4 separate regions of the Homo sapiens genome follow, and regions 1, 3 and 4 are each linked to region 2. A link is a contact called in ENCODE Hi-C or POLR2A ChIA-PET data. All regions are on one chromosome and are shown on one strand. Each heading gives the region's core, a stretch centred on a gene start or an enhancer-like site at or near the end of the contact. The rest is flanking DNA. Distances are from core to core; before and after follow the strand shown.

What was found. Hi-C counts contacts between places; a loop is a spot of excess contacts on that map. ChIA-PET counts read pairs that join two places held with the same protein, here RNA polymerase II (POLR2A). Pooled maps may share reads with other maps.
Region 1: a loop to region 2 is called in a pooled map, with 2.7 times the contacts of the local background. The contact joins two enhancer-like sites. A Hi-C loop is called at or near these places in 6 of 50 pooled maps. POLR2A ChIA-PET finds 5 or more read pairs at or near these places in 5 of 52 experiments (A673, CD4-positive, alpha-beta T cell, activated CD4-positive, alpha-beta T cell and 2 more).
Region 3: a loop to region 2 is called in a map of naive thymus-derived CD4-positive, alpha-beta T cell, with 2.2 times the contacts of the local background. The contact joins two enhancer-like sites. A Hi-C loop is called at or near these places in 1 of 168 maps with a recorded cell type or tissue (naive thymus-derived CD4-positive, alpha-beta T cell), 17 of 37 single-sample maps with no recorded cell type and 11 of 50 pooled maps. POLR2A ChIA-PET finds 5 or more read pairs at or near these places in 6 of 52 experiments (A673, activated CD4-positive, alpha-beta T cell, activated CD4-positive, alpha-beta memory T cell and 3 more).
Region 4: a map of CD4-positive, alpha-beta T cell shows a loop between it and region 2 (2.6-fold over the local background). The contact joins two enhancer-like sites. A Hi-C loop is called at or near these places in 3 of 168 maps with a recorded cell type or tissue (CD4-positive, alpha-beta T cell, K562 and naive thymus-derived CD4-positive, alpha-beta T cell), 4 of 37 single-sample maps with no recorded cell type and 11 of 50 pooled maps. POLR2A ChIA-PET finds 5 or more read pairs at or near these places in 2 of 52 experiments (AG04450 and activated CD4-positive, alpha-beta T cell).

What each region holds. Positions count from the first base shown.
Region 1 is chrX:39,952,379-39,956,939 of GRCh38, forward strand. No RefSeq gene overlaps it. Among named protein-coding and RNA genes, the nearest start is that of LINC03053, 55 kb to the right of the region's middle. RefSeq lists a silencer at 1,552-1,780. Within about 2 kb of position 1,658, at least 4 of the 41 ENCODE cell types and tissues checked have a DNase peak (open chromatin) inside an H3K27ac peak, as active enhancers do.
Region 2 is chrX:39,853,251-39,858,328 of GRCh38, forward strand. No RefSeq gene overlaps it. Among named protein-coding and RNA genes, the nearest start is that of MIR1587, 18 kb to the left of the region's middle. RefSeq lists enhancers at 65-359, 2,108-2,227, 2,498-2,577, 4,679-5,078. Within about 2 kb of position 2,606, at least 10 of the 41 ENCODE cell types and tissues checked have a DNase peak (open chromatin) inside an H3K27ac peak, as active enhancers do.
Region 3 is chrX:39,935,157-39,939,760 of GRCh38, forward strand. LOC105373180 (a long non-coding RNA gene) reads left to right here. Exons shown (of 5, transcript XR_949028.3): 2 at 1,438-1,523; 3 at 2,153-2,286; 4 at 2,694-2,712; 5 at 2,911-3,938. Among named protein-coding and RNA genes, the nearest start is that of LINC03053, 72 kb to the right of the region's middle. RefSeq lists an enhancer at 1,803-2,032. Within about 2 kb of position 1,860, at least 3 of the 41 ENCODE cell types and tissues checked have a DNase peak (open chromatin) inside an H3K27ac peak, as active enhancers do.
Region 4 is chrX:39,729,942-39,734,609 of GRCh38, forward strand. No RefSeq gene overlaps it. Among named protein-coding and RNA genes, the nearest start is that of MIR3937, 71 kb to the left of the region's middle. RefSeq lists an enhancer at 814-1,108. Within about 2 kb of position 1,935, at least 4 of the 41 ENCODE cell types and tissues checked have a DNase peak (open chromatin) inside an H3K27ac peak, as active enhancers do.

The sequences.
Region 1 (4,561 bases), core at 408-2,907, 98 kb after region 2:
TGCCTCAGCCTCCTGAACAGCTGGGACTAGGGGCACCTGCCACCGTGCCCAGCTAATTTTTGTATTTTTAGTAGAGACAGGGTTTCACCATATTGGCCAGGCTGGTCTCGAACTCCTGACCTTGTGATTCGCCTGCCTCGGCCTCCCAAAGTGCTGGGATTACAGGTGTGAGCAACAGCAACCAGCCTGGGGCAGGGTTTCTTAATCTTTGTCACCAAAAGGCGTTAACAGCCTTCTAAGGGTGTCAAGGTAGAGTCCAAAGTGGCACCTCAGCAGGCTGGGCACGTCTTGATGTACCATGTTTGGCATCGCTGTTCATGTCCATCTACATTCTATTCCATCAGAGGGCCCTGTGCTTGTTTGAATAGAAGAGCGACATTGACAATCACTTCAAATCCAATACAATTGATCCTCCAGGAAGCGCTGCCACCTTTACCCTGTAGTTTCAAGTGCCCTAACATCCCTGAAGAGACTGCAGAGTACAGGGACCCAGTCTAAAATCACAGAAGGCTGCCCCTACAGTCCTGTCCATTGCTGTTACGCTTCCTTCTCTGTTGTCACCCTTATCCCTGGGGGATTCCCAGCAGCTCTAAACTGAGGCAAGAAAGAGGGAGTGAGGGTTGGGGTGGGAGAACCACTCCTCTCACCTTGCTGCTTCATTCACAGCTCCCTCCTCCTCTTCCACCACCCCCACCCCCACAACCCCACTGCAGCCCAGAACAGAACTTGGCACATTCTAAAACTGAGTGGTTGCAGCTGCCACAGACGCCTGAGAGGAAGGGGTTAAAAACATCTTTCATCTCTCAGCAGTGCCTTTATATAGTCCATGTGTGACTCTGAATGGTTATGGCTTTATATATAGTGTGCTCTGTGTGGAGACAGAAAACACTGTAGTTAAGGGAACAAAGGCGGTTCTAGTCTAATGACCTGCTCTTATTTGTGGGGACCTCATCTCTAAAGGGCGGCCTTCAGGTGACATCTGCCATGTTGAGTGTATGCCTGAAGAATCACACCAATAAACACTGGAGATGCAAATACAAGAGAGGTAAGAACGTGCACAAATAAACTAAGGCCACTCATCCTGTTTATTGTTTCTAGAAAAAAGAAAGCACACGTTTCCCTTTGGATGTTTTCACACATAGCCAAACCTTAAAATGTCAACTTCTGCAAGGTATTTGACCTAAAAATAGTAAAATTTCTGTGTCATTTAAAAAGCCATTTAAAATGACAGACTTAAGCCTGATTTTTCAAACATACATCTGGAATGACAAACCGAAGTTGCATTATTTAGGGGCAGAGTCTTTGAAAGCAGCTGCTAGGCCTTCATTTTACTAAAATCTGCCTGTTCCTGTGGTTTCTCGTAGGTGACATCTGCTTGGATTTTTTGGACGACAGGTCTCTTCTTTGTCCCTTGGTGATTAAGAGAAACAGGAAAGAAAGAAGGAATAGCTCGGGGGAGGTGGAAGGAGCTGGCAGTAACATGATGGGAAACCACGCACCTTTGCATCTTAGATGATAGCCAGCCTCTGCTCCCTCTGGGGCACTAAAGGGCTCAGACCTACATTTACACACTGCTGCACTCAAAAGGAGCAAAGCCAGGAGTTCCAATCGAACCAACCTCGCTTGGCCAGAGAACGTCACATGCACCCTGGCAGGCAGGCAGGCAGGCCGCCAGAAGCTCGCGGTTTGTTTAGACAGCACAGGTCACTCCTGTCCACACCCAAGGCTGACGCGGCTTTATAAACACTGAGCACAGAGTGCGGTCTGTGCAGCAGCCCCATCAGAGACCTGCACTGCACCGGGGCAGGGCACTGAGGACAGGTTCAGTTGTGAGTTCAGAGGGAGCCACATTTCTTCACCCACTGGAAGAACTCAGCTTAAAACAAAGTGTGCCAGGAAAGGGCCCATTGGGGTCCCCTTAGCAGCCCCCACAAAGCCCTGGGAGCGCTGGACTGGGAAGCACGAGATGAAGGTTCAAATCTTACCACAGCTCGTAACTGGTTGTGTGACGTGGAGCAGGTCACTTGGAGCACACCTTTCTGAGCCTTCCTTTTCCAAATACAGAGCTTAGACTACTGGCTCCAAAAGTCTTATCGTTCTGGTGGATCATCAATTCACATTTATTCAATGTATGAATGAACAAATGAAGGAAGGAAGGAACTGAACCACCGAACAAATGAACAGCCTGAAATAGGGGTTCCCAGCCCAAGCCACCTCTGCCTTCCACCCAGCTCCGCACCGCACCCTTCACACCCTCTGCAACTCCCTGAAGGGAAAAGGAAAGCATTTGAAAAAGGCTTCCTACAAACGTGAATTCACAGTCACATTTTAAAAGCTCCAGCGCCAAAGCATCTCCCCAACCCCCCACTGCTTCGACCATTTACCTAAGGAGAAGCTCACCACCAGTTTCTCCGACTCCCTCATTCTGCCCTCAGCTTCCTGCGCTGGAGCCCCTGGGAATTCCGGCCCATAAGCTGCAGCCCCAAACCTTAGTGAAGAAACAAACGGGCTGCCCTCTCTCTCCTTGCACTTCACCAGTGGGTTCGTTTCAACGCCTGTGGGTGTATTTCAATGAGAACAACATGAAAACATGGGCGGATTCTTTTCTGTCTAAAAGAAAAAACCTGGACCAATAAGCTGAAGTAATAACAAAGCAGAATGTGGACATCTGCTCCCCGCCCTGAGCGACTCCCCACCTCGCATTTCCTGGGGCCTTGTCACACCCCCCAAGGCATGGATTGCCAAAGTCAAAATTAATTCCCCTACATTGACTGGGCATTGCAACCTGCTGATGTGTTGCTTGCGACTTATTTGTTCATTCATTAAACTAAAATGCAGTGAGCCCTTTCTAGGTGCAAGGCGCTGTGGAGGCTTCATTTTGAACAAGCCTTTTAGGAAGCCTGCGGTCTAATGGGAAGCCGAGACAAGCCCATTAATAACTGTGATACAGGAAGAAACGAGGCGAGGCATCAACCCAGGAAGTGCTGGGAAAGAATAAAAAGAACGTTTGTTTGTGTGGAGGTGGGGCTGGAAGTGCTGGTCAGGAAGGCTTCATGAAGGTGGTGGCGTTTCACCTGGGCAGTACAAGTCTGGGCAAGATTGCAACAAGCCTGACTGGAAGGAAAAGCACTCTGGGTACAGGATGCTGAGTGAGGAAAGGTCCAGAGGTGGGCAGATGCCAGAAGCAGGGTCCCAGCATCATCCACCTTTAGTGAGAACACGCAGAGGCAATGGCAGACAAGCCTAGCAAAGCGAACAGAAATAGTTCCCAGAGCAAGCAGAAAGTCAGGCTGAGGAGTCTGGAGTTTATTTGGTGGATAGAGGGGAACTACAGAAGGCTTCTTGGCCAGGGAGTATCTGTCGTTTGTCTCTTCTGAGATCCATTTCCTTCCCTTCTCTTGCTCTGCTTGGTGCAACAGGAAACTACATTTCCCAGGTTCCTTTGCAAGTGGCCTCTATTATGGTTCAGCCAATGGGGTACACTGGTGGGAGCCAGAGGGCAGGAAGAGGGAGAAATCAGGGTATTTCTCCCCATTCCCTTTGCCTTGGGCAGCATCTCTAGCATCATTTGCTTCTCCTGCATCTTCTGTGTGGTTCCAGCTCCCGTCAGTTGACTCCAGCTCCCACGTCCCCTTAGTGCTTCCTTTCCCCTTTGTCCTTCCAGCCCTAAGGGATGCTAGCTGCCATAGCTAACCTCTGGGTTATAGGGGACCTCGCTGTCCCCTATTTGGCTTTTCAGCTTCTCAAGCATCTGTGAAGCCAGTTTCCAGGATTCTATTCCTTATATTTTAATACCTGGAGTGGTTTCTCTTCTCTTGGCTAGACTCCCACTAATCCAGGGTAATTGGATACAATTTGGTTCCAGCAGGCTCATGCTGGCTGCAGAGGGCCCCATCTGACAGTTTTTGGGGTCTCCCAGGGGAAGGGTGAGCAATGCCTGAAGCAGCACACTGGCACGAGAATAGCCAAAAGAAGACAGTCACAGAGCCACCAAAGAGGTGATCCAACATTACCACTCAGGGATGGGGACACCAATGATGATGGTGATTTTCAGCTTGAATGCCCAGGAGAATGACTCGGCCATCAACAGAGGTGACACCACAGGGGAGAAACTGCACCGGACAAAATCTCGCTTTGTCATCCAGGCTGGAGTGCAGTGGCACGATCTCGGCTCACTGCAACCTCCACCTCCCAGGTTCAAACGATTCTCCTGCCTCAGCCTCCCAAGTAGATGGGATTACAGGTGCACACCACCATGCCTGGCTAATTTTTGTATTTTTAGTAGAGACGGGTTTTCTCCATGTTGGCCAAGCTGGTCTCGAACTGACCTCAAGTGATCCACCCCCCTCGGCCTTGCAAAGTACTGGGATTACAGGCATGAGCCGCCACGTCTGGCTTGGACTTTATTCTTTTTCTCCTTTTTTATTGCTTTTTTTCTTCTTCGTTAACTAATCCATGCACCCAACTATTGGGCTTTTTCTCACTGATTTTGGATTGAGGAGATTGAAGGAAGAGATCTCTAAAGGGAGAGAGCACCAGGAGACAGGAGCAGCAGAAGAAG
Region 2 (5,078 bases), core at 1,356-3,855:
AAAATCATAATAATGACTGCCTGTGTAGTGACTTTCAGCGCTTGACACAGTGCGTAGCTAAAGCAGGAACATGGTCCCTAGCCACTTGTCGACATATCTCTTTTTTGTGCACTCTCCTGCCTTTGGATTCTCAGCTGCTCTCCCACCCATCCCCAGGGCTGGCCTAAGTCACCGTCACCCTGAGGACAGCAAAACAGTATGTGGGGGAGGGGCGGGAGAGGGAGAGGAGGGGGAAGAGAGAAAAAGGGAAGGGGAGAAAGGAGAGGAGACAGAAAAGGGCAGGGGAGAGGGGGGAAGAAAAAAGGGAGAGAATGGAGAAGGGGAACAAAATGGAAAGGGGGGAAGAGGAGGGTGGGGAAGGAGAGGAGAAGGGGAGAGGGATGGAAAAGCAGGCAGAGGAGAAGGGAAAAGAGGAAAGGAGAGAAGGGGGAAAGAGAGAAGAGGAAGGGAGGGGAGGGGAGAGAATTCTTCTGGGATGGAAAAGGCAGGAAGTGAAATTCCTAACCCAGTGATAAATAGAATCCCAGCTGCACCAAGAACAGAGCAGTGGTAAAATCATTCAAACTCTGAATTCCTGACAGTGGAAAATAAACTCATCTTTGCTGGTGAATGGAAATTTAGGGAAGGCAACCGGGTGTGCTCTGGATTCCACAGCCCCATCCCTGGTAGAGGGCACAGAAGCATTGGAGGGTTGAGAAAGGGCAACTGGCAGCCTTTGGGCCAAGTTGCTTTAAGTCCAGAGAGGCTGAGAAAAGCAGCTCAATGCTGCAGAAGAGAAGGTGGAAGTTGGAAGTAAGAAAATGAAAGAGCCAGGTGGCCCATGGTGGAGAGGTGCCCAGAGCTGGCGACAGAACCCAAGGAACCCTGGTTCCTGGGGTGACCTTGAGAAAAGACCCGGCCAGTCTTAGACAAGGTGATGAAAGGAAGGAAGAAGGCTACTGAGCTGAAGAGAACAAAAATATTTCCCCAACCCCATCCCGCTGGACAGTGAAGCATCTTCAGGGCCCCTAGCCTGGGTGCCGGACAAAAGACTTGGAGGTACTGGAATATTGGGTCTGTGCCCCAGCCCTATCCGTGCCCAGTGTTGGGCACCCCCAGAGGCTAAGCTTGGCCAAAAGCTCCTCAGGCTTCCTCATCCCACTTGTTCATGGGATGGTTCCACCCATATGAAGAGTAAGGCCTGGGTGGTGCCTCTCCTCCTGACTCCAGCCTCCTTCCCCGGCCCCAGTCCCATCCATACAGGGGTGCTGGCCTGGCCCCCTCTGGTGGGAGGACAGATAAGCAAAGGGGTGGTGGGGACACTCTAGATGCTTCACCCACATCCCCTCGGGCTCCTTCCCCCACCCCATATAGCTTCCCCTCTCCTAATTCCCACAGCCTGTGCCTGGGACTCTTTGCAGGCCCGCCCGGGGCACATCCCCCTCAGAGCCAGAAGTACCCAGGAGTTTCAATCCCCACACTCACGGTAGCTCCTAGCTGGTGCAAGGGAGCATGCAGGTACAGTGCTCTTGCCTGGAGTCAGGACAGGCTCTGAGTTGACACTTGCCCTCCAGAGCTCCTCCTTTGGGAGGTCATGAGGTCATGAGGATGGAGCCCTCATGAAGGGGGTCAGTGCCCTTATAAAAAGCGACCCCAGAGAGCTCTCTCTCCCTGTCTCTGCCATGTGAGGGCACAAGGAAAAGTTGGCAATCTACAGCCCAGAAGAGGGCCCTCCCCCAAACCCGACCGTGCTGGTACCCTGATCTCGGCCTCTCAGCCTCCAGAACCATGAGAAGTACGTGTCTGTGGTTTATCAGCCCCCCCGCGTGTGGTACCGTGTTACAGCAGCCTGGATGGACTAAGACCCTTCTGCAGAGGGACTTTGTCTGAAACTGGCTTCCTCCCCTTCTTGGTCCTGCCCTTCCATACCCTTCCGTGTTTCTTGGGAGCACTTCCTTAATAAATTGCTTCCACACGAATCCGCGTCTCAGAAGCTGCTTCTGAGAAAACCGAAGTGATGGGGCCCCTGGGCTGCACAGTAATAACAGTTGTTACAGACGGCACCTCCTCCAACCCTCAGAACCAGACGGCCACAATGGTATTGACTGCATTGCACAGAGGAGGAAACGGAAACCCAGAGAGCAGAAGGGACTTGCCCAGGATGGTGGAGTTGGTGAGCAGAGCAGCCTACATTAAACCCAGCTCCAAAGCCAGCCCTGGGTCTTTGATGCCCCACAGAAAATACATGGGAGGAGCCCTGCAGCTCCTGAAAGGAGCTAACATCTCCCAAGCCCCACTTCCAGGGGCAATCTGGGGCCAGCCAGGTACTTAGATGGACAGATGACCAAGGAGAGACCACTCAAGCCCTCAGTTTGAGAATGCATTCCTCTGCGTTCACAGGCTTACCTGGAGCCAGTTCCCCAAAGCCCCACTGGACTTTTTAAGCCCCCAGAGGCCTTCAGACAGGAACCCACTGAGTCTTCAAACCCCCAATCTCCATGGGGTTAAAACAATCCCCAAAAGGCAGGACTTACTAGGAGTCGTTCAGAAACTGGCAAAAGCACCCTCTGAATAAATGTTCAGGGTTCCATCCGGAGACGCCCACGGTGACTGATGAGTCATCAGATAGCCAGCTGTCGCCACAGAGTGCTATATATAGAAGCTGGAGGGGTGCCTGGTACCTAAAGAAAGGGGAGGAGCACACACCTAGTAGGTGGGGTCTCAGCTGGGAGGCAGGCCTAGAGCACCTGGAAACTGCACCCTCAGCTCCCTCTGCCCCCCCAGCAAAACAGAATCTGGGTCAGCAATTCCCCGGCACAGAATGCCGCGTGAACTGGAAGCAAGCAGCAACAGGGCCGGACGTGGGCCATGCCAGTGCATTCATGATGATTACTGCTAATGATGGTAATGGGAGAATAATGGCTCAGTGAACTTCCCGCACATCACCTCGTCGTCTTCCCATCAGACATACACACTGAGGACGCGCTTGTATTGCTGCCATTTAGACAGCCGAAACAGAACTTCCAGACCTCAGGCTTGGTAGGCTGGGCCTGTGCTGTCCAGGACAGGGGCCACTAGCCACATGTTTCTACTGAACACTTGAAATGTGGCCCGGCCAAATTGAGATCCTCTGTCAGCATAGAATGCACACCAGACTTTGAAGATTTAGTTTCAAGAAAAGAATGTCAAATACCTTGTCAATAATTTTTTCCTGGTTTCATATTGAAATGATAATATTTTAGATACATCGGGTTGATCAAAATATATGATTAAGTCAATTTCACCTGTTCCTTTTTACCTTTTTAATGTGGCTTCTCGAACATTAAAATTATTAATACATATGTGGCTCACATTTGTGGCTTGCATTATATTTCTATTGGACAGTGCCGGGTTGCAGGCTGGAGGCCAGAACCTTCAGGAAATCCTGGCTATGCCCTCTCCTGACAAATAAAGCCTGCTTCCTGGTTCAAGGCTGAGAGAGGCCAGGGCTGCTCTCCAGACAATGCCAGTGGCCAGCTGCAGCTCCATGTACCGATCACAGAAGGTCCAGGTGACGCACAAAAGCCCCTGAGGGTCTGTGAACCCCAAACTTGTCCCTTATATCTTCTGAAAATGCACAGCTTTCCGGGGGAAAGATGATGAATTCTCCCTGGCCCTGTCTTCTGCCTTCCCCACTTAACCCCCAAGAGAGCTCCATGCTGTGTGATTGCATAATGAGGCCATGGAATAAGGCCACTTCACAAATGAAGCAGCTCTTTCCCTCACATATGCAAACAGCAGAGAGAGGCAAAGGAAAGTAGGGAGATGAGAAACAGAATGAGAAATGCAGACGAGACAGGCAATTCACACCAAGAGAGAGAAACTGTATCCCAGAGACAGACACACAATGTCACACACACTCTGCTCACTGACACCTGGGGGGAGGGGGAGAAGGGTGTGTGTGTGCACGTGTGTGGCGTGTTCATGTGCATGCATGCATGTGTGTGGAGCTAGAGAGCACTAGAGGCCGGGCACGGTGGCTCATGCCTGTAATCCCAGCACTTTGGGAGGCCGAGGTGGGCGGATCACCTGAGGTCAGGAGTTTGAGACCAGCCTGCCCAGCATGGTGAAACCCTGTCTCTACTAAAAATATGAAAATTAGCCAGGTATAGTGGCGTGTGCCTGTAATCCCAGCTACTCGGGAGGCTAAGGCAGGAGAATCGCTTGAACCCGTGAGGCAGAGGTTGCGGTGAACCGAGGTCACGCCACTGCACTCCAGCCTGGGCGACACAGTGAGACTCTTTCTCAAAAAAAAAAAAAAAAAAAACAAAAAAACAAGAGAGCACTAGAGAAAGGTTCTAGAACGAGGCAAATCGAACAGAACAGGGAAGAGATGAGCACAGGAGGCGAAAAGAAATGGAGGTTCGGGGAGTTGACAGCCTCCATTTTGTAGCAAGGCCTGCCCTTTCTTTCTATGTCAGTTTAAATTATTTACATCAGGACAATGGAAAGAATATAGATAGCAAAATAAAAAATGCGTCGGGGCCAGGCAGGCCCAGGATTCATGTGTGGTGGAAACAGAGTCCAGGGAGGAGGAAGGGCTGCCCGCCCTGCACCCAGGAGTGGGCTGGGCTTTGGGTGGCTGCAGTCAGGGCTGCTTTTCCAGTCACTCAGTACCTACATCAAGTCCAGAGTGTTGACAGAGCTGGAGCCAAACTGCACACCCCCAGGGGCAGACCTGGGACATTTAGGGAGCTGTGTGAGTCAGACAAGGCCTGGGGACACCCACAGACCACAACCCCTCTGGGGCCAGGCTGAGGGCTGCCTGGTGTTCGCCTGCTCCCAGAGAGGCTGACACTTTGTGCCAGCCTCCTGCCTATCCTGAGCTGACCCTTCACTGGCAAGTCCAGGGTCCCGTGGGTGACCATCAGTTAATCAAATCAAAGCAGCCTTCTGTGCTGCCAGGACAGGATGGGGAGAGGTTCTCCCTCCCCTTCCTAGGTAATTAGGAAGTGACTTCTGGAGGCCTGGGCCCACCTTGGTCACCTCACCTAAAGGAAGATTCTGTCACAGGGATGCAGGACGAATGTATCAGTCTCCTCAGGCTGCTGCAACAGAAG
Region 3 (4,604 bases), core at 610-3,109, 81 kb after region 2:
AGACTGGTCTCAAACTCCCGGGCTCAAGCAATCCTCCTGCCTTGGCCTCTCAAAGTCCTGGGATTACAGGGGCCCGGCCTCAGCTCTTACAAGTGCTATCCAGTTGAAGTCTCCCAGTAACCCTGGAAAGAATCTTTTATTGTCCTCATTTTCCAGACCAGGAGACTGGGGAGCCAGGAAGGAAAATAACTCACAAGATTATGAAGCCAAAATTTGAACCCAGTTCCATCTGACTCCAAAACTCATGCTGTCACCCAGCCTTGCCAGCCTGCCTGCTGGTGGGCCTCCTGGTGGCTCTGTGTAGCCCGGGCCTTGTACATGCCAGTCGCTTAGGTCTGTCACGCCCCAGAGTGTTGGTTTACTGAGAGCCAGGGAAATCTTCGTGCCAAAGGGGCCTGAAAACCTCTCAGTCACAGATGAAAAACAAATCTGCGTATGTCCATTCGGGGCTCGTGCGGCTGGTAGCGGCCAGGCCCTGGGGAGCGCCCCTTCTCTGAGCCATCACCAGGAGGCAGGCAGCCTCTTCCACGGCTCTTTCCCTCCCAGAAGCCTGGAGGCCACTGACTGTGAGGACATCACTAAGCTCTCCGAGAGGAATGGACTCAACTGCAGGGGGTTCAGTGACTCACCTCCAGCCAGGCCCTCCCAGGAAGAACCTGTGGCTGTACAACCCTCCACCCCCCAGTGCCATCTTGCCAAGGTTTTGCCCGGCGTCGTCGACCTGGGGTGCAGAAAGCAGCCGGTGAATGGCAAAAAAGGGGCCTGCAGTCAGCAGGGCCTGCCTGTACCTCCCCACACACAGAGGACCTCGCTCGGGCCACCGGAGAGTGTGCTGGTACTGCCTGGAGGGGCCCAGGCAGCCAAGGAACAGCCTTCTTGGGCGGCCGTGCAGCCTGCCTGAGGGGCCAGGTCTCTCCAGCCTGCCAGAAGCCGGTGGCCCAGCACTGGCAGGAGACTCTCCTGACCTGCCCCAGCAAGCCCACAGGGGAAGGCTCAAGCTGTTAAAGTGGCACTAGCAGAAGGGAAGTAATGGGCACTGGGATTCTTGACAACATTTCCGTTCGGGCTGGTTCCGCGTTTCCCTCAAGCGAAGGTAATGCTGTTTCCAGCATCTGAGCTCCTAGAGGAGAGGGAAACATCCCTGCTCAGTGCCTGGCTGCAGAGGGAGGGGTAAGACACACAGGAGCCTGCTGGAGGGTGAGGGAGGGGAAAGGGGCAGGACAGCCACCTGTGCCCAGGAGAACCATCTGCCTGGTCACTCTTAGCCCAACAAATGGCCAAACAAAGATGAGCTTCTGAGTGACCCCGACAACTGAAAGCGGCCAAGGCTGAAGTCCACGGTGGGAAGCCAGAACTTTGACATCCACTAGCTTACAAGTCAACGTTGCATTCTCTCTCTCTCTCTCTCTCTCTCTCTCTCTCTCTCTCTCTCTGCAGTCAGGAACAGCACTGGAAGCCAACAGGCCAGATGGAGTTAGTCCTGAAGTCAAACTTTCAGAAAGAAAAATGTCTTAGTCTTCAAGGTGAGTGTGCCAGTTGCCTACCAGCAGATCAGTTGGTCATAGTGGACCCCAGACTGCACAGGCTTTGGAAACAGTCTGCTGTTTAGAGAGTAGTCTAGGTTCACTTTGGAGGGCTTCTGGAGACCTGCTTCCGTGTCCTCTTTGTCCCCCACCCCACCCCACCACCTCTGCCAGGCCTGCCCCTTAGCAAACTCAACCCTTAAGCATTGAAGCATACTAGGGCTCCTTGGTTCTTAAGGTAACTTGAGATCCCTCAGGTGTGGCATTTAAAAGCAAAGGTTCTAGATTTGGACAAATTTAGGTTTGAATCCCAGTTCTGCCTCCTACTAGCCGTGGACTTTGGGTAAGCTATTTGAGCTCTCTGGGTTTCACTTTCCTTATCTGAAAAATGAAACTAATAGTAATACTTATGCAGGGTGGCATTGTAAAGTTTAAAGAACAGAAGTGAAGTGTTCAGGGTTTAGCCCAGCACCCAGCACACAGTAGACACTCAACAAATGTTGGTACCTCCAGCACCCCAGAATTCTAGCCTGGGACAATCCAGGGCAGGCTGGCTGAAGCTCAAAGCAGCAAGACGGCCGCCAAAATGTAATCTACTCACTGGCTGATTCTCCAAAATACCCTCCCAGTCTATGCATCCTGGGCTCTGTCCCTAAGAGGAAGCCAGACCTTTCTGCTCACCAACTCGTCCCCCTGCACCTTCCTGATTGAAGCCACATTCCACGTCATGCCTGTACATCTTCCCCTCGCCCTTCAGACCCAGGTAGGGGCGCTCCCTGAGCCCCCAGCGGGGGGTGGGGCGGGCACCCATTGGCAGAGAGCAGAGACGCTGGGCTCCTGACCTCAGCACACATAGGTGATGCTCCAAGGGGGCTGCGCTCAGACACATCTTAAGGGGAAACCACAAGACTGAGCCATTGTGCTTATTGGCGCCATAAATCACCAACGGTTCCTATCTTGCTGCACCTCCCTGCCCCCGCTCCCTTCCAGCTAAGCTGTCCCAGGGCCCGCCCCCCCACCACCTCCCGACACCACCACCAGGGCCTGCATGACTCCCCAAGTCGGGGGCCAGAGCCACCCGCTCACTTACAAGCAGGATGAGTTCCGCGGAGTTTATTTGTTCTCCTTCTTTTTCAAAAATCTGAACTGCCTTTGTTCCTGAACAATAAGGAGTGTGCAGCTATGGAAGGTGAGGGGCCACGGGTGGATTGGGGTGGGGTGAGAACAAGGGCTTGGGGGGTCGAGGGCAGGCCTAGAGAGCTTGGATGCTCGGCAAGCCCAGGGCCAGCGCTCCCCTGAACTCTGGCCCCTGGCCAGCCCTCCTCAAAGCTGAGATGACTTCCTGGCTTCTGTATCCAGAACACATTCTCTATTACTCTGTCCACAGCCCTTTTTTCAAAATGGTCACAGGGTTCAACTCAGCCTAACTGGACACAGGCCTGGTCCCTGCAGCATCGAAGAAGCCAGGGGTAGCATCTTTGGCCAAGTCACCCACTGACCCCCACGGCCTGGCAACTTTTGTGCTTCCCACCTGCATGTCACCTCTGGGGGTCCCTTCCCTCCAAGAACGTTGCCATCAGGTGGTCTTTCTGATTTCCTCTGCTTCAGCAAAGGCCTTATTTTTTACTCAAGAGCCTGGCTTCCTGATCTGCACAAAAGAGACTCTCCAGATGTGTCCTGGAAAATCCCCCAAAAGTAGGGGGAAAGGTCCCAGTCAAAGCCAAAGCAAGGAAGAGGAAAAAGAGGAAGGAGGAAACTGTCATGGGATAAGATTTTGTCACATATCTGTAATTAAAGGTCCTCTTATATGTGCATACACAAACACACGCACGTATACGCATAACACGGTTAACAAATATTAAGATCTTAACAGTGGCCTTCTCTAGGAAAGATGGGATTATGGGTGACTTTGATTCGCCTCTATCCTAGCTCTCCTCTTACTAGCTGTGTGATTTAGAGCAGGTTAGCTAGCCTCTCAGTTACTCAGTTTCTTCACCTGTAAAATGGGGCCATCATTCTTCTCAGTGTACTATATTGTGAAGATTAAATGAGATTATACATATCAAGATCTCAGAACAGTGCCAGGCACACGTAGTAGAGGTTGAGCATTCTTAATCTGAAAACCAAAAATCTGAAATGCTCCAAAGTCCAAAACTTTTTGAATGCCAACATGACACCACAAGTAGGAAATTCTACACCTGACCCCATGTGATGGGTCGCAGTCAAAAGACCATCAAAACTTTGTTTTGTGAACAAAATTATTAATAATATTGTATAAAATTACCTTCAGGCTACACATGTAAGATGTATATGAAACATTAATAAATTTTGTGTTTAGACTTGGGCCCCAACCCCAAGATATGTCATCATGCATATGCATATATTCCAAAATAAAAAAAAATCCAAAATCCAAAACACTTCTGGTCCCAGGATTTAGGATAAGGAATATGCAACTTGTAACAGAATCAACAAATACAACAACTATAATTATTTCTCCCTGTCTCCTTAGCCTTTTGCAAAGGGTATGCATTGCTTTGTAAATTTTTTTAAGCGTTGTATTGTTTTAATTCAAAAAGTAGCTGGCACGGGGGCTCACGCCTTTAATCTCAGCACTTTGGGAAGCCGAAACGGGTGGATCACGAGGTTAGGAGTTCGAGACCAGCCTGACCAACATGGTGAAACCCCATCTTTACTAAAAATACAAAAATTAGCCGGGCGTGGTGGCGCACGCCTGTAATCCCAGCTACTCAGGAGGCTGAGGCAGGAGAATTCCTTGAACCCGGGAGGCGGAGATTGCATTGAGCCAAGATGGCGCCACTGTACTACAGCCTGGGCAATAGAGTGAAACTCCGTCATAAAAAATAATAATAATAATAAAACAAGTAATGTGTGCTTATTTTAAAAAGCAAACAATTCCCAGAAAAAAAAGGTGAAACTCTCCCATCACTCTGCTTCCTGATACAGCTTTTCTCCCTAGAGGGACCATGCCTGCAGCCTGGCCGTAGGGCTCATGGCCTTTCTCTCTGTGTTAATAAGCACACACAGGGATTGTTATGTACAAATGAACTCAGGCTATACATA
Region 4 (4,668 bases), core at 685-3,184, 120 kb before region 2:
AACTGTGCAGAATTCACCCTTCACCCTGGGGCATTTGCACCCTGGGGCACTTTCCACAGTCGACTGACTGCGGGGAGAAGTGGGAGGAGGTTACACTCAGGGCAAAGCCACTAAAGGCCAGCATTCGACCAGCTCAGCCAGCCTCCCTGGGCCTCTTGGCAGCTCTGGGCCTGCAGGGAGGGTCCTACCCACCCCAGCCAACCCTCAGAGGCCCCCCAGGCTGCCAAGGCCACGTCACCGCAGCCTGCGGTCTGCCCAGCTAATGGCAGCTGCTGCGAGGGGAGTGGAGCCGCAGTAATTACAGCATCAAGGAATCACAAATGGATCTGCAAAGATGACATTAGGAGCATTAGACCTGGCACGGCTGCCTCCGGAGAGGTCGCTGGGAGGAGGCTGGGGCTGGGGCCTGGGGATGGGAGACAGACGTGCCTCTGTCTCACCCCACCCCCTTCGTTCCCAACCGGGGCTGCGATGACAATGCCAGGATTCACAAGCCCCTCGCAGAAACCACATCGGCCGCCAGTCTCGTGTGTGTCAGCGAAGATAACAGATGTCTTTCACAGGGAAGTAATTGCTTGAAACACAACTGGACAACCCCCCAGGAGGTTGCATTACAGGAAGGAACCTTGCTTTTGGGGCCGAAGGTGGGGGGGTGGTGACCTGGTAGGCAGTCCCCTCCCCAATTCCCTTGATCCTTTGACATCCTAATGAGTTGTGCTGGCCTTGCCTCTTGCAGTCCGCAGCTCTGTGGAAGGTAATTATTATGTCAAGCCTGGTTGAGGGCGTTGGTGGTGGGGCGGGGCTTCCTGGGTGGAATTTGTGGCTGGAGGAATTCCCCAGAGGCTGGAAGGGGTTAGCAGAGGAAGAATTGGGGGAAGGGCCAGGCCTTGATCAGTTACCATCCTCCAAAGCCTGAGAAATGGGTCTGAAGCGGCAAGGCTGCCTTTGGCCAAAGCTAGCACCAGTAGGTGTCACTGTAGGAAAGGAGGGGCCCCCGGGGCTGTCTGCGGATGGGGCTGGTAAAAATAGAGCTCGCCTGTGTTCCCACTGCCAAGTCGCCAAGCCTGGTGATTTATAAGGCTGGGAGCAGACGTGTGTGTAAATGTTTTTGCGTGCGAGATGTGTAACCAACCGCGGGCTGGCTTTTTCAAACTTACGAGGAGAGAGTGAGGGAGGGAGAGAAGGGGAGCGAGAGAAGGCAGCCAGGGTGGGAAGCACATGGGCCACTTTTATGTAACACTCCTCTGATACACGCCGCAGTGGGGATTTATGCTCTCTTTGAAGTAAATTGCATCCCGGTGCACCATAGCATGAAAGTTAAGATTTACCATGGCTGGGACCTCCGAGACCCTGCTGGAAGCTAGAATAATTAGCACAGCATTTGGCTGCCTCTCCTCCTGCTCTGCGGGCGGTGACAGGAGTGGCACTAATAGATCTTCCAGGCCTGAGCCTCGTGTGTTTGTCATGGGGTCCATGGTGGCTGTGGGCAAGGAGGACCGTGATCAACTGGAGAAATGGAGGTGGGGGGAGGGACTGGGACTGACCTTATTGCAGGGGACAGTGGGACCTGCCCCACCAGGGAGGAGCTGGGTGACAAACCAGCTTGGCCCCACAGGGTTCAGGTGCCCCTCTGTCAGGGGTTGGGCCAGAGTGCGTGCTTCGGTAACCCAGGGAACTCATTTATAAAACAGATTCCAGTGCCAGACTCCCAGCTTGCTGCAGGTGGGAGTCCTGGGGCACTCCGCCAGTTTGGAGGTCCCCTGGATTATATCAACTCTCATATTTAATGTTTTTCAAAAGGCAGTGCCTAGGACTCCCATCCCTCCTGACTTTTCTCCCTCTTCTCCCCTCCTCTTCCTGCAGGCACCTTCCCTGTGTCATTTCTCAGAGGCCGTGCATTTTCATGCTGGAAAAGCTGAGACTTGAACTTGATCAACAAACCCCAGAGTCCCACAGGGAAAGTCCTAACAGCCGCCTGGTCACTCCAGTTCTGCCAAGAAACAGCTGCGTGGTCTTGGACAAGTCCCAGCCCTTCTCCAGGCTTCAGCTTCCACACTGTATCATGATGGGGTTGGATTTTTACAAGATCATCTTGAAGGCCTTCATTAACAGTCCGTGATATACTTGACTCTCCCCCTCCCCTGGACACCCTCATGGAGCTCTAAGGAATCAAAGCATAGAAGTAATGTCCCTCTGGGGTTCCAGGTGCTGCGGTAGTACACCAGTGTTGGGAAGAAGAGCTAGCAGCACCGCTCACTATGAAGATTCTAAGTGCCTACTCAGCAAGGGCTTTCCTGAGGTTGTAATAAGCTCCTGGATCAGTTAACTCTTCCGCAAGGCAGAGCAGCTTTCCAGACCCCACTTCATCATCACAATAAGTAAATGACAGCCTGGGCAACAAAGTGAGACCCCACCTCTACGAAATTAAAAAAAAAAATTAATTAGGCAGGCATGGTGGCATGTGCCTATAGTCCCACTTATTTGGGAAGCTGAAGTGAGAGGCTTGAGCCCAGGTTTTCAAGTCTGCAATGAGCTATGATCGTGCCACTGCACTCCAGCCTAGGCAACAGGGCAAGATCTTATCTCAAAAAAAGAAAGAAGGAAAGAAGGAAAGAAAAGAAAGAAAGAAAGAAGGAAAAGAAAGAAAGAAAGAAAGAAAGAAAGAAAGAAAGAAAGAAAGAAAGAAAGAGAGAAAGAGAGAAAGAGAAAGGGAAAGGAAAAGAAAACAAAAGACTCTCACAACATTCTTTTAAGGTTGCGAATAAAATTGTCCCCATCACACATCTGAGGAAACTGAGGCTTTGGCCCAAGTGAGTCAAAGGAGTGTGATGAAAATATAGATTTTGAAATCAAAATAAGTGCAAATCTCATCTCTGTGGCATGAGCTGAGTGAAATAGGATAAAGGGGAAATTCTCAAGGCCTCGGTTTTGCCATCTGAAAAATGGGCATTGAGTTGAGGGCTAAATGAGATAGTTCATGCAAAAAGGACTCACAAGGCTGTCTCCTTGTAGATGGGGTTAACGAACAGAAGTTCCCAGGCCACTGGCTGCAGGGTGCGTTTGTCTCCCAGGTCTTGCATGGTTCTTGGCAGGGATCAGGCCCAGTAAATATTTGCTGAACTGGATTACACCAATGCCACAACAGAGGCCTCACTGTCAAACCATGCTGGGGAAGTAGCAGATAAAGCTGTGAGGGCCACGGAAGGTTCTCAAAGGGATCAGGGCCAATAGCATAGAAAGAGGAAAAACTGAGTTTAAAAAGCTCATACTGCAGTCTGAAGCCCCATGGAGGCTGGGACCAGACTCAGAAGGGGACAAATGTTCTTGGGTAGATTCTGAAGGACAGATCCCCAAAATGTTCTGAGCAACCTTTCAGATCAGTTTCCCAAGCCTGGCAAATTGGGAAAAATCTGATCAATGAAGTGGAAGCAGCAGCCACAAATGCCACATGAGAGTTCTGAATGAACTGTCTTCCTGTTCCTCTCCCTTGCCCCCACCACACCCTCTACACCCTGAATTCCCATCTGCCATGTAGACATGGGTGTGGGAAGGAGAGATAAAGTGGAGGTTCCCTTTGGTGTAAATCCTGGACCCAGAAAGATAGGGGGATCTCAGAGTTACCTTAATAAATCATCAATCTCTGTCCCTGTTTCAGGTTCTCCAGCCTCAGGTGTCTTCCTGAGCTGAAAGCCAACGTGCATCCCAAACCCTAGAGATGTCCATAAAATCTGCTTTCTGCCCTTTGGAGAGGTCAGGCGTCAGTGAGGAGAACCTCCTCCATGTATGGGGCCTGAGGTTCCTCTGCATAATTACCTTTTGCACCAGGAGGCACCTCCCTTCCTTGAGATCACACCTGGGACACGAGACACAGACTTACAAAGCAGACAGGCCAGCAGAACATCCCAAGGCTCCTGGTCTCTCCTCAAAGATCAGGGATGGATGAGTGGATGGGAGGATGGATGGATGGATGGATGGATGGATGAGTGGATGAGTGGATGGGAGGATGGATGGATGGATGGATGGATGGATGGATGAGTGGATGGGAGGATGGATGGATGGATGGATGGATGGTTGGATGGATGGCTGGATGGATGGGTGAACAAGTGGATGGATGGATGAATGGACAGATGGACTGAGTCCCTCACCCTCTGCTGGATTCTTGCTCCTGTGCCTTATACCTTTTACAGTCAGGGGGTTTTCCCAAGTGTCTCACCTATTTTTCCTAACATTAGCTTTTAAAACATTCCCTTTTTTCTGCCCCTCAAAAGGTGACAAACAGCCAGATAACCTCTGGCTATCTGGAGAAATTGGCATGTTTAGTTAATTGCCGTTTCACATATATGACATCATGGAAAGAGGGAGAGCTTGGACACAGACAGACCCAGGTTTGAAAACCAGACCTAACACCACTAAGCTGTGTGACCTTGTGCAACCTACAAAACCTCTCTGAACCTGTTTTATCATCTGTAAAATGAAAGTCATAATCATGACCTCTCAGGAGTGTTGCAGGAAAGGAAATCATTCTCAAGAAGTGCCTGGCACATGGTAGCTATTTTCTTTTTAAAGGAGGGAGCTAGAGGTGGTAGAAAATAGCCTGGGCTTTGTCGTCTAAGTAAGTCTGGATTGGAACCTGCTTAACCACTCACTGTGTGGCCTTGAGCCAAGGTA